Regions from separate parts of the Homo sapiens genome. Here region 1 is linked to region 2. The links are chromatin loops, found by intact Hi-C in ENCODE. Cell type or tissue: PC-3. All regions are shown on one strand.

Region 1 (8,000 bases), 390 kb after region 2:
GCGGAGATCGCGACACTGCACTCCATCCAGCCTGAGCAACAGAGCGAGACTCCGTCTCAAAAAAAAAAAAAAAATCTTTACAATAATATAATTTTCAAAGTTCTCAGAATTCTAAAATCTTGCTGGATGATACATAGATGTATAGACATGTACCCAAAGGTGCTCTACTAAATTAATCACTACCTCCAACAACCTAAAGATTACAGTTTATTGTTTAAATGAAGGATGCAAAATATAGGTGTATATACAAAAAGCCCCTGTTTTATAGCTCTTCTAAATGTGAGTATCACACACGGGAAAAATCGAAAAACAAATGTAAGTCTAAATCTCCTTACAGAGAAGAAAATGTAGTGTGGCCTGGCCTAATATTACGACTTTTCCAAGGAGTTACTATATATGGTTTAACAGAAGATTATTTCCATCAAAAATATCCATTGCTTGTGAATCTTAAGAACAGGAAGTTTTTCAATCCAAATTAAGCTGAAGAAAAACAAAGGAGAGGAGGGGAGGGGAGGGGAGGCGAGGAGAGGGGACGGGAGAAAAAAGTTCTCTGCTAGCTTCCTAAGCAGTTCAGCTCTGAGGGTATGCTTTGCAGCAGCAACAGCACACCTGCCCAGACCACTGCAGCAAAGGCTTTCAACAATTCTTGGGAAACTAAGTGAGGGCAAAGATACATGGTAGTTCCAGGACATCCCACAGTAGGATTTGTCTCACGGAGGTAACTCAGGGAGGAAGAAGTGAGCAGTTCACTCTGCCTTAACAGTTTACATATATGAACTACTAAACTTAAAAAAAAAAGTTTTTCAATCCAAATTAAGCTGAAGAAAAACACACCTAAATAGTATATACCCAAAGTATTATGTGGCATAATATTTTAATCATAAAAATAATATGTATCTATTTTTGTTTCTCCTTTATAGTCAAAGCACTGTAGAAGTACAGAAAGGATTGTTCTGAGAGAGTTCTTGAAGTAGAGGTTGGGGGAGGCAGCCTAGGATTCTTATCTGTAAAATGTGTGGTTCCAACATCTTATGCCTACACTTGATCTCACTGCTAGATTGTGGGCAAGGTGCTTTGAAGGGATGGGCATTAAAGGGACCCTCCAATAAGTGAGGCTTAATGGAGTTTGCAGAGATCATCATATTCTAGAAATCACACATGCCGTTTTTGTAGGAACAGAGACAGGGTCCCAAAAGTATCACTGGATACTGGAGCAGAAAATGAGAAAACTCATCTTGTGATGCCAAGAGAAGCAAAGTCTTCAAGATTCTTTCTGGTTTATTTCTATAGTATAGCTATCAATGTTAGTGGCATAATGTAGTATTTCATGTTCATTCTGGGTCACTTTAGACTCATCGTAGCACTGATTTGGAGGAAAACAGTATGAATGGGCACAACTGGATGATCCAGGAGGGATTCTTTTTTTTTTTTATTATATTATACTTTAAGTTTTAGGGTACATGTGCGCAATGTGTAGGTTAGTTACATATGTATACATGTGCCGTGTTCGTGTGCTGCACCCATTAACTCGTCATTTAACGTTAGGTATATCTCCTAATGCCATCCCTCCCCCCTCCCCCTACCCCACAACAGGCCTCGGTGTGTGATGTTCCCCTTCCCGTGTCCATGTGTTCTCATTGTTCAATTCCCACCTATGAGTGAGAACATGCGGTGTTTGGTTTTTTGTCCTTGTAGTAGTTTGCTGAGAATGATGGTTTCCAGCTTCATCCATGTCCCTACCAGGAGGGATTCTTTAGGGAAGCCAGGCAAGTGGGAGTGGTCATGTAGGAGGAAAGTCTATCCCATAGTACCTGAGAGGTGTGCACTAAACTTGCCACAGGAGACGATGCTGACTGGGGAACTCTATTGAGGGTGGCAAAGCCCACAGTTTAGGTGGAAAAGCACTTGAAAGGGGAATGGATTCATTGCTTTTGTCATTTTTACCTAGACTGTTATAAGGGCTTCTTTTTTTATATCTCTATTATCAGTTTTTTTCTTTTGGAAGTCTGTCTTTTAAGTTTACTCATTAATTGTATAACCATTTATTGATCATTTATACAGCAGGCACTACGCTGTATTCTCCTAATACAACACTAAGAACAAGTCCCTGTCCTCATGGAGCCTCCAGTCCAAGCAACCCCAATGATGTGAGAGAACTGCCACAGGATATATAGGAGCATGTAGCGCTGACTCACTGTCTGATTATCATCACTCTTTTAATGATGCCAAGATCGATTAGTGGGTTCAACTGGTTACAGCCTCATCCCTGAATTGTAAAATTCCCTATTAGCCTAAAGGTGCCCAGGATTTAATTGTTCTGGATAATGATTTCTTAAGAATTCTGAAGAAGGTTTATTCAGAGTTTCCTTTCATTCATTGATAGAGCTAGTATTTATTCAGCTTATTCTAAACACTAGGCATTATGTTGTTGCTAGAGATACAAAACTAAGTGAGCCAAGATGAATATAGAGGAAACATAAGTGAGTAACTTCAGTGCAATATGAGAAATGTGCAGGGCTAGATGCAGAGTCCTCTGGGAACAGAAAGGAAGCACAGTCCTTAATGACAGCAATCTCTGGTGAGTCAATGAATCTCTCGCAGTTTATTTAGGTCAGGAGCTATTAACTGTCATGCATTAGTGAGCAGCCAACAGTGGGACTGGGCAGTCTGAGCCCTGTATTGAAAAGCCGGCAACGAAAGAAACTTCACTAGAGGCTTGATGAACCAGTTCTTAAACTAAAGCTCATGTGTCTGCAATGGACAATCCTGCCTCAACCTCGTGAAAAACAGACCAGGATTCTCTATGGTTATGCACTACTGCATTTGTTTCTTTAGCGTTCCTAGAGTTGTTTTCATCAGTTATTTAAGTAAGAATGCCCGAGGTAGTCCACTTCACTCCCTAGATCCCTATTAATACATTTCAGTTGAAAATCTGTTGTCCCTTGCCTATTTTACTGCTTCCAACATTGAGATTTGATGGAAAGAAATCAGCTCTCAAATAAGAATGGTGTCACCTGCTGCTGGTTCAGCGGCACTGCAAACTACAGATTATGCAAATTACATAAAGATCCAATCTTTCTACCCGGAGCCTAGGAAGAGGCCTTCTTTTCCCACTGGGTCTTATATTCTAGAGTCAGCCATTTACTTAATTTCCCAAAGAATACTGCAAGAGAATACTGTGAAAGCATTATCTAAAATACAACAAAAGAATTCTGTAAATGTTATCTAAAATATAATAATAAGAAAAACCAAAAGAATTCATAACTAGGCTGAAAGTATTCTCTTAGGATTTTAATATTAGATACAAAATTGCTCATTAGCCTTTAGGTTTTCTTCCCTCTCCCAAGCACTCAACAATTGATTTCCTTGCATACTAGGTAAGTGTCCTATGACACATAATACTTTCAAATATTTATATCTTTTGTAAGATAATATTTTTCATGTAATCCTAGATGGATTAGTTTCCTATGACTGCTTTAAAAATTGCCACAAACTTAGTGACTGCAAGCCACACACGTTTAATTTTTTTCATGTCTGGAAGTCAGCAGTCCGAAATCACTTTTACTGGTCTAAAATCAGGTGTCAACAGGGCTGTGCTCCCTCCGGAGGATCTAGGGGAAAATCATTTTCCTTGCCTTTTCCAGCTTCTAGAGGCTGCATTTTCTTAGCCTCGTCTTCCCTCTTGTTGCAGTCGTCCCAATGACTTTTGTCTCTGTAGTCAAGTCTCTCTTTGCCTCCGTCTTAGGAGGAGATGTGTGATTAAATTTTGCCCACCTATATAATCCAGGATAATCTTCCCATCTCAGAATCCTTAACCTAGTCATGTCTAAAAAGTCCCTTTTACCTTATAAGGCAACACAAATTCCAGGGATTAGGATCTGGATATCTTTGGGGACCAGGAATCAGCCTATCACACTAGGTAATGAAGTCATTATCTTAATCTGAAGTATCTAGATCCTCATATAATCTAACTCCTTTAGTCTATTTGAGTTGTTTTAATTTTTTCTCAAGTACATTAGCTGCCAAATTTAAAATTATTGCAGATGGAACTCTTGTAGGTCTATAATGTACAGCTTGCTGAGCCACAGTAAACAGTATCATTTTTAGCTTTCTATCAATGTTTGACATACAAAATGGTCAACTGCAGAATGTTTCAGTGACTTCTCTAGAACCCTATTGAATATTTAAAATGTCATACATCATGTTGTTGAGTGGTCTTCGTGGAAAAAATCATGTTTTTAAGAAATCTATTCCCCTTCGATTTAGTGCTTGGGTTTGTATATTCCGATGAACTGATATGCAACTAGAGCTATATAACTAATCCTGATTTTTAAAAATTTGTCTTGGCTTCCAGGAAGTACAGACTAAATTTAGTATATAATTACAGTAACTATTCTTAGCTAGTATTTCTTGTATAATTATATATTCTTCACCCCAACCCCAATAATCATTTCTCCTACTCCTTACTAGGATGCTTTTGATAATTTATCTTCATTTAAACAAGCTTATTGCATGGGTTTTCTTTATTATAATCTATCTCAAAATCTTTTTTGGAAGCAGATATGAAATAAAGCAAACAAACAAATAAACTTGGAAGATATATAGACCCTATGAATTATAGCCCATCTGCATCTTTTTTGAGTGCCAAAGACATAAGTTCAGCTATGAATACATTCTGTTACTACAAAAGCACTTTAAAATTGTGTTTCTGTGCATTATATAGCTCCTTAGAATAGACAGATATATTTAGAGGGGAAGGATATGCTAATCAATGCCACTAGAGCCAGTAGTTTTCTTGATTTCATTCAATACCTTCCAGTTTTAATAATTTGCAACTGATATCAATGATCATAATAAAATTTTAAATTAAAATGTGTGAGCTGTTTTTTTGTTAATACTTCATGCATTGAAGAGACATAAACAAAGTTTTGAAATCATAACTACATTTTCTGAAAGGCTTCCACAGGAAAAAAGGCTTCATATTGATATTATTTTGTACAATTTTTTGGACAATTTTCCCTCCTTCACATTCAGTTTATTAGAACTGAACATAATATCTGACATAAGTGATTCATATATGGGCTAAATAATTCATGTATATCAGAGGCCAAGCCTATTGGATATGGTGGAAGTTTTGAAACCCTATCTTTGTGGAACAACAAAAAATTAAATGTAAGGGTCAAAATGTGAGGGCTCCTTTCTCATTTGTTCTGTGAATCCAGTTTCTAGTGGTTACTTATCATATCAAAATTTCTCGTGGCGTTTTCAGAGCTACACCTCCAATAAACCTAAATGATGACTAGCTTTAAGACAATAGTCTATACAGTTACGTACTGCTTAACCACAGGGATGTGTTCTGAAGAATGCGTCGTTCAGCAATTTCATTCTTGTGTGAACATCCTAGAGTGTACTTACACAAACCTATATGTTTTAGCCTACTGAATATCTAGGCTATATAGTATAGCCTATTGCTTTTAGGCTATAAACCTGCACGGCATGTTACTGTACTGAATACTGTAGGCAGATGTAATACAATGATATTTGTGTATCTAAACATAGAAAAGGTACAGTCATATTTAATTTTAAATGTATTAAAGTAACCCATTTCCTCTTCCCACTTGACTAGCTATTTCCTTTTTGAGAAGTAGACATTATGTTTAAAAATGTTTTAAAATACTGCAATATTGTTGATATTATTAGTTTACTAAATAAGACAATAAAGACAGAACTCAGACAAATAAAATGCAGCAGCTGTCAGTTGATGGGGGCCGCCATTACTTGTAGAAGAAACCTTCAGTAAGCGTTGAACTAGTGGCCTGGGATAGTTGATTTTAAGAAGACAAATAAAAATGCCTGGAGAGAAAAAATATTTTACTCATTCCATATGAGTAGAAAATATCCTTTGAAATATTATCAGTGACTTACTTACGTCAGTCTTTCTTAACTTGGGTTGTCTGTTAAATACTTTAATATGGCTTTTGCCATAGCTGGGTCATTGCTATAAGTTAACAAAGGGCTGTTTTCTATATCGCTGGAACTCTCCTTTGTTAGAACCTTCTTTAAATAGAAAGAATTCTCTTGCAGTACGTGGTAATTGCCATAGATTATTGAAATGAAAAATGGCTATGATTACTCCTAACAACTTGAGATGTTCTGCTTACAGTGGATGTTAAGAACATATCTTAGTAATTTAAAATTTTTCTTAATAGGCATAAGCAAGTTTTTATTCTTTAAATGTACTTCAAGTGGTTACAACTAATAAAGATTGGTATATAACAATAGAGAAGAGGTTCCAAAGTAAAAATCCACATTAAAATTAAATTTAGGTTACATTATTGCTTAGCAGTTTAAAACAATATGTTCCATATATACATACATGTGTATATATTTATATGCATACAAAACATACATGAACATGTATAAGTATATGGATGCAGATGAGTATATGTACACATATATATAGAATAAATGCATAAAGGTATATAAATATATGGCTGCATTTGTGTAATTGGATATATATGATACATATTTTATATCTGTATGTCATGAGTATTTTTCTCATTTTTTCCTCTTTGAGAATAAGTCTAGGTCTATACTATCAATAAAATATTGAAAATTAAATTAATTACCCAAGTGAAAAAAGAAAGTTCTCAGAGTTATGCTGTTCATACTTATGGGAGAAGTGTAGATTTTTTCTGATTTGCTTATCTTTTCCTTTATTTAAATGTAATTTTTACTGATATGTAATAGATGTACATTTTTAAGGGTACACATGACAATTTAATATATTCATATAATTTGTAAAGATAAAATTAGCATAATTGGAATATCTGTCACCTTAAATATTTATATTTTCTTTATGCTAGAAATACATGAAATATTCTCTTCTAGCAATTTTGAAATATACAGTAGATTATTGTAAACTGTAGTCACCCTACTGATCTATCAAATACTAGGTCTTATTTTTTTCTATCAAACTCTATATTTGGACCCATTAACCAATCTCTCTTTATCTCCTTCTCCTTCCTACGCTGTGGTAACAACCAATATGCTATCTTCTTGAGATCCACATTTTTAGCTCCCACATATGGGTGAGAACATTCAATATTTGTCTTTCTGTGCTGGCTTATTTCACTTAACATATTGACCTTCAGTTCCATCCATGTTGCTGCAAAAGACGGATTTCATTTTTTATGTCTGAATAATATTCCAGTGATCTGCCAGAACTGAATTTTAAATGGGGTTTTAGGCCTGGATTGACTTTAGATAAGCTTATAATTATAGCTCTCTACTTGTGGTAATCAATAGCATAGGCCTGAATGTGTTATTGTATTAAATATTTCTCATTCATTGACATCACAATTGTGGATCAAATCTCTGTGGTTTGGATATTTGACTTCTGACAATTCATTGTTTTGTCTGACTTTAAGTTGTGTTTAAGTGATTATTTTCTTGGTTTGCTCTCATTCCAAATTACTGGGGAATTTAACTGATGAATGAACCAGACATATATTTAATATACATCTGCTGTGTGCAATATATTGTACTGGAGGGATGGGTAGGTATAGACATGTAAGACATAATCTCTTACTTCAACCAGAATATGGTTTCACTGGGTTCCTAAGATCAATATGCATAACTGCAGGGACCTCGTGCTACATTGGATTTGAATCTGGGGCTCCAGTTCCAGTCCCATTCCTTCATGGCCATGTCACCTTAGCATGTCACTTCACCTATGGCCTCTTAACAGTTAGATAACCCAAGACCACTACTATTTCTGAAGAGTATTTTTTTAATTACAAGCCAAATCAGTATCAAATATTATATTTATAATGGTTCTGTGTAATTTACTAACTCATTTACCATAAAATGACATATATTGTACTATTAGAAGAAAATTGTGGGATTTATTAAAAACATCAATTTATTGTACCACACACTTGATATGGGCTTATAATTGAACACAAATATATAGAATATGAATATCTTTTTTTAGTTCT
Region 2 (8,000 bases):
CATGTTAGCCAGGCTGGTCTCAAACTCCTGACCTCCTGATCCACCCGCCTCGTCCTCCCAAAGTGCTGGGATTACAGGCGTGAGCCACCGCACCTGGCCAGTTTTGCCTAATTTTTAAAATCTATTAAGTTTCTTTTAATCTATAGGTTTCTTCCTTTATCTTTTTCTTTTATTTAAACAGTATATGTGTTGAGGAAGCTAAATAGTTTGTTCTGTAGTCTTCCGTGGACTGGCTTTTGCTGCCTGTGTTTTTGTGATGCAATTTGTTTTGTTTCACTATCATCCGTATTCCCTATCTGCCTTGTTGCCTTGCCTGAAGATCACCAAATTTCAAGGACTTCTTTCCTGCTCTGCTCCAAGGCACTTCTCAGCCCACTCTGGATGTGCGTGGGTGGTGGCCAGTAGAGGTGGGCTGCAATTACTGGCTTCTTTAGTAAGAGCTGTGAGGTTACATATATTCAACTCTGGGTTTCTAAAGGCCCATCCAAGGACAAGTTCCAGGGAAGATAGGGCATGCATGAGTTTGAGGCAGAATGAGAAAAATAAGCAACATACAATACATTTTTTCATAAAATTAAATTTCTCCTTTTAAAGAAGTGTTCTTTATTATATTTCAGTTAGCCTACTGTTTCATTGGCATCGTTTCCCTTTCATTGTTTGTATTTTTGTTTTGGTGAAACAAAAAATTAGAAACCCAATGTCAGTCTTTGTTCTCTTCTTATGATGCTAATTTCCAAAATTGAAAAGTGTTGGAAACTCTGCTTTAGCCTTAAATTTTCTGCAGAAAATTACATTTTGAATTTTCATAAAAGAAATTATTGGTCTTAACCCATTCTGTATGATAATTTTTAAAAAAAAAAAACTCTCTAAAGTGTACCTTGAAAAATAGTACCTGTGATTTGTCTAAGCTTTTGAATAATTCATTCTATCTCAAATGTATTTCTACCACTAAAGTTGCTATACCACTTTATGGAAAGAAGAAAAGCAACTTTCCTTTTTTGTACAGGAAACTTGAAAGTTCATCTCATGGAAGGTGTGGAGAGAAAGGTGGCTATGTAATTCTCCTTTGGATATTTCTGGATCTGTTTCTCAATCAGATTGGTTCCGTTCACACTGCCTGCTGTCATGAAAGTTTATGCCTCGCATGCAATGCCAGCATAAATTTCTCAGCACAAAACAGCTCTGCTTGTTAAGGAAGATGTTCTGAATTATCAAATATATATTTTTTAATTAGCCACCCTTTCTTATGCTTTCAGAATATATATTAAAGTGATCTGGGGTATTTCATGTTAATGTAAGAAAAACAATCCAAACTCCCTTTGTTTCTTGACTTAGCTTATTATATCTTCAGTACTTGCAAACTGTGTGATACATGATCAGTCACAGCACACTGCTATTTACTGAGCATCCATGGCCACTGGCTGACGTGGCATTGAATATAACATTGTATTGTTGCTCTAAGCCTTTTAGCCTTCGTGCTAAATGACTCAACCCATCACAAGAAATTTATAATGGACATATAACTCACCTAGTTAGTCTGCATGAGATTGATTTGTTGTGAAGTTATTGGCTATAATGTCTTTGAGAGGATAGGCCTTCATTTCAAATAAAGACAGCCTCATTTATGGATTTCAAAGCATGTCTATACACTGTAAGTCTGTATTAAAGAAATGGGATGAAGCCAGCTGTTAAAAACAAGAAAATATGTGCAAAAGGATTTGGAGTTGACTGTATTATATAGAAGTATTAAATTAGGAGCTTTAGGGCATACTGAAGCTTCATATTGTTTGAAAGTTTATTTTGAATTCTGTAGAAAAATGAGTACTGTTAATTAGGTGATGTGGTTTCAGCATTCTCAGGCGTCTGCTCCCCACAGTATCAAAACCTTTGCCCAAGTCCACTCACTTTATTGTGACCCCTGTAGATGCTCTATCATTATGGTCCCTTTACCAAAAAAAAAAAAAAAAAAAAAAAAAAAAAAACCTTGTTGTCTCTCAGGCAACCAGCGCTTTTTGTCAGCCTATTTCATCTCCCCATCCCTTCCTACAATCGTTTATACTACTGAAAACTTGAAAGCCCACATCCCATTCTCTCCTGGATCTCTAGGCCTACCAAAGTTTCTTTCTAAAACCATGAAATGACCACAAGTTAATTTGATGAAGTGATTCATAATAAATTGTTAATAAGAAGTGACCTACAACTAGGTCAGGTCATTCTTCAACCACCTATTTTATTAGTGATCCCCCACAGGCAATACATGTGACTGAAGCTGGAATTTGAACTTTCTGTGATGAGGGCCCTGTAGCGTATATGTGAGACCTCTGGTAGCAGGAGTCTCTGAGAGCCTCTAACTCATGGTAGTCTGAAATAGACATAGGCAAAGCCCCAGGGACATTTTTAAGAGAGCTGTTGTAAGTAATCCAGTATTATAAGTTAAGTCTGTCCTGTATTCATCAGAAAAAAACAGAATCTGCTGCTACAAGATATTAGGATTTCTGGTCTTAAGCAACAGACTTGAATTTCACTACCTGGATTCTTCTCTTTGGCTTCATGTTTGCAGATAGGATGGTTGAGGAGGATGGAGCTATTGAGAGGGTGGCTGCTCTGTGCAGTTGCTTTTGTTTATATTCTTACTGACCTGGCACAGTGTAGGTGGAGGTGATGCATGTTTTCTGACATTGGGCCAGTGATGTATGGCCTGACCTTCAAAATGAGAAACATCATCTCTGTGGGTGAGACTATAGCCGTGCAAATGCTTTTATCCCATATTGCTCAGCAGTTTGCAACCGGTTCTGATAAAAAGCACCCACCCCGCTGAGTTCGCTGAAGCTTGTATATTGGTTTTAGGTTGAACATTTTGGCAAATTAACGACTGAGTGAAACCATAAAATTGGTTTTATTTACAACAAAGCCTTGTGGTGTCTGTTGGTTGTTCTTACATCTCTTTCCTTTAATCTTTGAGGTTGTTTCTGTAGGTGGCTTATCTAACTTTACATTGAAATTTGCATTCATTTCAGGATAATACTTCCCCTGGGTTTCTTCTTAATTGACATTGGACATGGTCTGCATTCTCAAACTTTGTGCATAAAGTTGGTAACTATACAGAGTCCTAGTTTACGCCTACCCCAGGTGATTCTGATTCGGGAGATGTGAGATGGAAACCCAAACTACACATTGTTAGTCAGTAGGTGACTCCCCCAGTGTGAATCTACTGATCTCATGTTTAGAAATACTGCTGTATACCATGCAAAGCTGTCATTTTCTAACTCTGCTAAACAATAAAGGTTCACAAGCCATACTTCTGATTTGCCATAAAGTTCGAGTTTTTCTCCATTTGGTTCAATGGTGTTGCTATGGATGGCATTCATAGCAAATGATAAGATTGGGCATAGTATACTTTGAGTGAATTCTTAGTTTTCCTTAGAACAACAAGATAATGAGTTAGAATTATAAGAGAGCCATCTAGTGGATAAGGATATAGGCCTGTTGCATCTTGTCTTAATGTCGGCTTTATGGTTTTATCAGATTACAGATTTAAATATAAATGAAATTAAGTGTAGATATATACTCTGAATATATTACATTAAATATATATTAAATGTTAGTGAATTTTGTTTTTGTTCTTTTTGTTTTAAAAAAATAATTTCTTATTTTATAAATGAGTCTGTACTTTTAAGTAGTTCTACTCCTTTAAATGAAACATGGATACAGAGATGATAAGACATGATTTTACCGTAAAATAAAACACACATTATATTTTTAGGGACATAAATATAGGCTAGTAACTAAAACATATTTTTTAATGCCTACTATATGTTCCTTGGATTTGAATGTAAAAGAGATTTCAGGACTTAAATAGTAGTTTATGCAATTAGAGAATGCAGAAATAGCGTGAAAGAATTATAGTCTAGATACATTACTATTTTTTATATACTCTGGAAGTTTTTAACAGTTCGTAACAAATGCCTTGGGCAGATTAGGGCATTGCCAAAAATCAACATCATGCTACTTACATTTACAATCATCTGACAGTCATCTCTCAGACGAGCATCCTCCTGATTGCCTAACATGTTTCTTTTATAATGTAATAAAGGTGAGTTACACATTTGAGCAACAGTGTTTGTCTGTTATACCTAGAGAGAAGAAAAAAGATTGTAGGAGAGCAAGATACCCAAGATACTAACTTTTCCAGGCCCACATTTTAAGTGTATTGTCAAAAGAAGCATTTTATTTTTATTTTTTTTTACTTTTTTATTTTTTTTGAGGCAAGTGTCTTGCTCTGTCGCCCAGGCTGGAATGCAGTGGCCCAATCTTGGCTCACTGCAACCTCCACCTCCTGGGTTCAAGTGATTCTCCTGTCTCGGCCTCCCTTGGAGCTGGGGTTACAGGCACCCGCCACCGCACCCAGCTAATTTTTATATTTTTAACAGAGACAGGGTTTCACCATGTTGGCCAGGCTGGTCTTGAACTCCTGACCTCAAGTGATCCACTGGCCTTGGCCTCCCAAAGTGCTGAAATTACAGGTGTGAGCCACCGTGCCTGGCCGAAAGAAGCATTTTAAAAGTTTGATATTTTAAATTAAATTGAAGATACTCTATCACAACTTAACATTCTTATGCTGGGTCATCCCTCCTTCCCCTGTACTCAAGCTCCTAGAAATCTCATCTATTTATACCTGACTCTGCTATTCAAGTAACTTCCAGGTTTTCTTCCCCCAGCGCTACATCTTTTCTTCTCTTCTCCAGGATCCTGCTGGACATCACTTCCTGATATTCTTCTGGCACCTCAACATGGCCCAAATCAAATTAGTTATCTTTGCACTGTTTTTGTATTGTGTATTTCAGTTAAAGGGGCTTACCTTTAATTTTCTTAAGAATAAAAGATTATAGTCTTATTTAATCTTTCTTTTTTTCTTATCTCCTTCCCCCAGTTTCCTGTTGGTTCTACCTCTAAAACCTATCTGGCATCATTCATCAGGATACTTTGCAAAATGAGGATTATGAGGTCAGGTCCTGTGGTAAGCAGGGAGCCAAAAATAAGACCCTCAGAGTTTCTTGCCTCCCTGTTGTACACACCCAGTAAAATCCCCTTCCCTTGAGTGTGTATGAGACTATGAATAGGATGGATACCACACCCCCGACTAGGTTACGTTATACAGCAAAATGGAAGATAATTTTGTGTATATAATTTAGGCTGCAAATCAGTTGATTTTGAGCTAATCAAAGGAAGATTATTCTGGGTGGGCCTGACTTTATCAGGTGAAAGCCCCTAAACTAGGAACTGGGCTCTTCCTGAAGAGATAAATTCTCCTGCTAGGAATGAAGTACTCCTTGACAAAGTAAGCAGCCATGTTGTAAGCGGGCCCATGAGAGGGCCATGTGGCCATGAATTTCAAGTGGCCTCTAGGAGCAAAGAGTGGCTCTTGTCTGACAACTAGCAGGAACAGAGATCTATAACCACAAGGAAATGAATGCTGCCAACAACCACATGAGCTTGGAAGAGCACCCAAGCTCCATAAATAAATGCAGCGTGGCTGGCACCTCAATACTGCTTCGTGAGACTCGGAGCAGGGGACCCAGTTAAACCGCACTTGGACTCCTGACCCACAAAAACTGTGAAATAATAAATTCAGGTTGTTTTAAGCACTATTTTTTAATTTTTAATTTTTATGGATATATAATGGTTGCACATATTTATAAAGTAAGCCACTAAATTTGTGGTTATTTGTTATGCAGCAATAAATAACAATAAATGTCCTCATTATCTTTTGCTTTGGATCAGTGCAGTAACCTTCAAATGAAGCTCTCTTAGCTCATCCGTCTCCATGAAATCCTACATAACACAGCCAAAGTCATCTTCCTTATCCTACATAAGACAGCCAAAGTAATCTCCCTTATAAACAGACTATAATGTAACCTCCATGAGATAGGGTTATAGATAGAGTTTTGTTCAAAGCTGTATCTCTAGAAGAACGCTAACATTTATGCATGCTATAAATATTGACTGATGGACTCAATGAATAAATATCATCTGTCCTCCTACACATACATCAAAACCTTTGCTGGTCCCTTGCCTACAGAGACATCCTCCAGATACAAGAAGAGGGAAGGTATATAATAAAATGCTTCAGCATACAGGTTCTAGAGTAAAACCTTGGGTTTAGATTTCAGCTCTAATATTTCCTAGCTTTGTGATCTCTTGGAAGATGTATGACTTTACTAAGCTTCGGTTTTCCAATTTATAAAACATGAATAACTTTTACCACTCAAGACTGTATTGAATATTAAATAAGACAATGCATTTAACATATTTTCACAGTGCCTGGCCTATGCAATAGATCAACAAGTATTATTTATGATTATAACATTTAAGGCCCTTTACTATATACCTTTCCTTCCTGTCCTCCAGCCTTATGAAGCTGGCACCCTTGTGTTTCCTGCCTTTGCAGCATGATGGAGAGTGAGATGCATGGATACTTTTAAAGTGTCCACTTCTACGCATCCCCTGCTAAATGACCTTGAGCAAGTTTCTTCCCGGTCTCAGTTTGGTTATCTGAGTAATGGGGCTAATTTGAATACATAGTTCTCGAGTTTGTATTGAGTCGATCCCTGCATTAGTCAGTCACATTGAACAATAACCAAATATTGGCCACTGAGGTCACTTACTGCAGGAACAATATAATGGACGTCTTTCATAACATTATGAAGACCCATGGAAAACTTTTCTTAATATTAGAAATAGTTGTGTTGGTACTGAACAATCAACGGTTGTTATTGTTTTTATCTGACCAGGCTTTTCTCTTTGAATTAGCTTCTAGTTGAGACAATCTGTACTGACTCTAGTTCAGACCTTGTTCCCTGTCTCTGTGTATTTCCTTTTTTCTCGTTACAAATTTCTAATTTATGTTTTCCTGCTATATTTAGGTAAGTTACCTTAAATTCATTCTTTAAAAAAAAGGTAGAAGTAAGTATATAAAAACCTTCCATGGTTGTTACATATGTAACAAGCACTATTCCTGTGTCATTTGTGTGAGGGTATGTGTGTGTTTTAATGGTGAGAGTTAACAAATTATGTAAGAAACACTGACATTGGAAAACTGATTTTAAAAAAACAACTTGCAAAATTTCATCAAATGAGTCTTGTTTCTTGCATTGAACAGATCATAAAAGCAATTCATAAAAAGGCAAATATAGTGATTCTTACATCACCCATTTAGTTAAAGTATCCCAAATGCTATAGCATAAGGAAGTACATGTGCTAGGCAGCCTTTGAGTTAATGAACTGATGTTGATGTTAAAACTGGTGCACTCTTTTCTCCCGGAGGTATGGCTGAATCTGTGCCACAGCCAGCCACTTTTTCATCAGATTCCATTTGAAAGTCAATTGATGAATCAGCCCTGATGCCTCATTGAACATAATGTCGAGAAGCAAGATTTCTGTACTCTATTGATGTGTTTAAGCAGCATCAAACAAGCACACACATCAATGGAAATATCGGTCAAATCATTTGTCAACAATTTTATAGAGAATACAGTTGACTTCCTAATTTCTCCACTGTTTGGGTTGCTATAGTCTAATAAATCATGCTTCTGCATGGAGACATACTAATACTTCGTGGAAAAGTAATCAGAAGTCTTAATTGAAATAAAATTATATTTGTCCCTGTTTAAAGATATTCAAACACTACTTCAGTTCACAGACTTAAAAGTGAATAACTTCTTTATGACCTTATTGAATGAGGATGTGATTAATGTTACTAAAGTCACACTTACGTTGGATTGGGGGACTGACCGACCATGCTGTGAGATCTTTAGCGAGAAAATTGAGCTCTCTTCTGGTTAGCGTTGACTGGCTATACTTTGTGCTAGCCATCACTGACTTCCACCTAAAAAGATAAACTGTAGGTGTAAGCAGCAAATATCAAGCCGTCTTAGGCTGTATTCTTCTATTCCTTCTCTTTTTTTTTTTTTCCTTTCTTTTTCTTTTTTTTTCTTTTTTTT

The links. A loop is a pair of places that touch in the nucleus more often than their neighbours do. Peaks named below come from ENCODE experiments on the same cell type or tissue, not always from the same donor. Only the 100,000 strongest peaks of a DNase experiment are listed, where the experiment ranks them.
Region 1: it touches region 2 in a loop (3-fold over the local background); 1 of 110 quality-filtered maps calls a loop at or near these places.

Annotation. Positions count from the first base shown.
Region 1 is chrX:29,614,906-29,622,905 of GRCh38, forward strand. The region is part of intron 5 of IL1RAPL1 (interleukin 1 receptor accessory protein like 1); the gene reads left to right. Among named protein-coding and RNA genes, the nearest start is that of MIR4666B, 45 kb to the left of the region's middle. In PC-3, a CTCF peak has its summit at 3,007; a DNase peak (open chromatin) is centred at 2,596; H3K4me3 peaks cover 483 bases; H3K27ac peaks cover 1,267 bases.
Region 2 is chrX:29,228,554-29,236,553 of GRCh38, forward strand. The region is part of intron 2 of IL1RAPL1 (interleukin 1 receptor accessory protein like 1); the gene reads left to right. Among named protein-coding and RNA genes, the nearest start is that of MIR4666B, 340 kb to the right of the region's middle. In PC-3, a CTCF peak has its summit at 3,421 (motif pointing left); a DNase peak (open chromatin) is centred at 1,428; H3K27ac peaks cover 1,314 bases.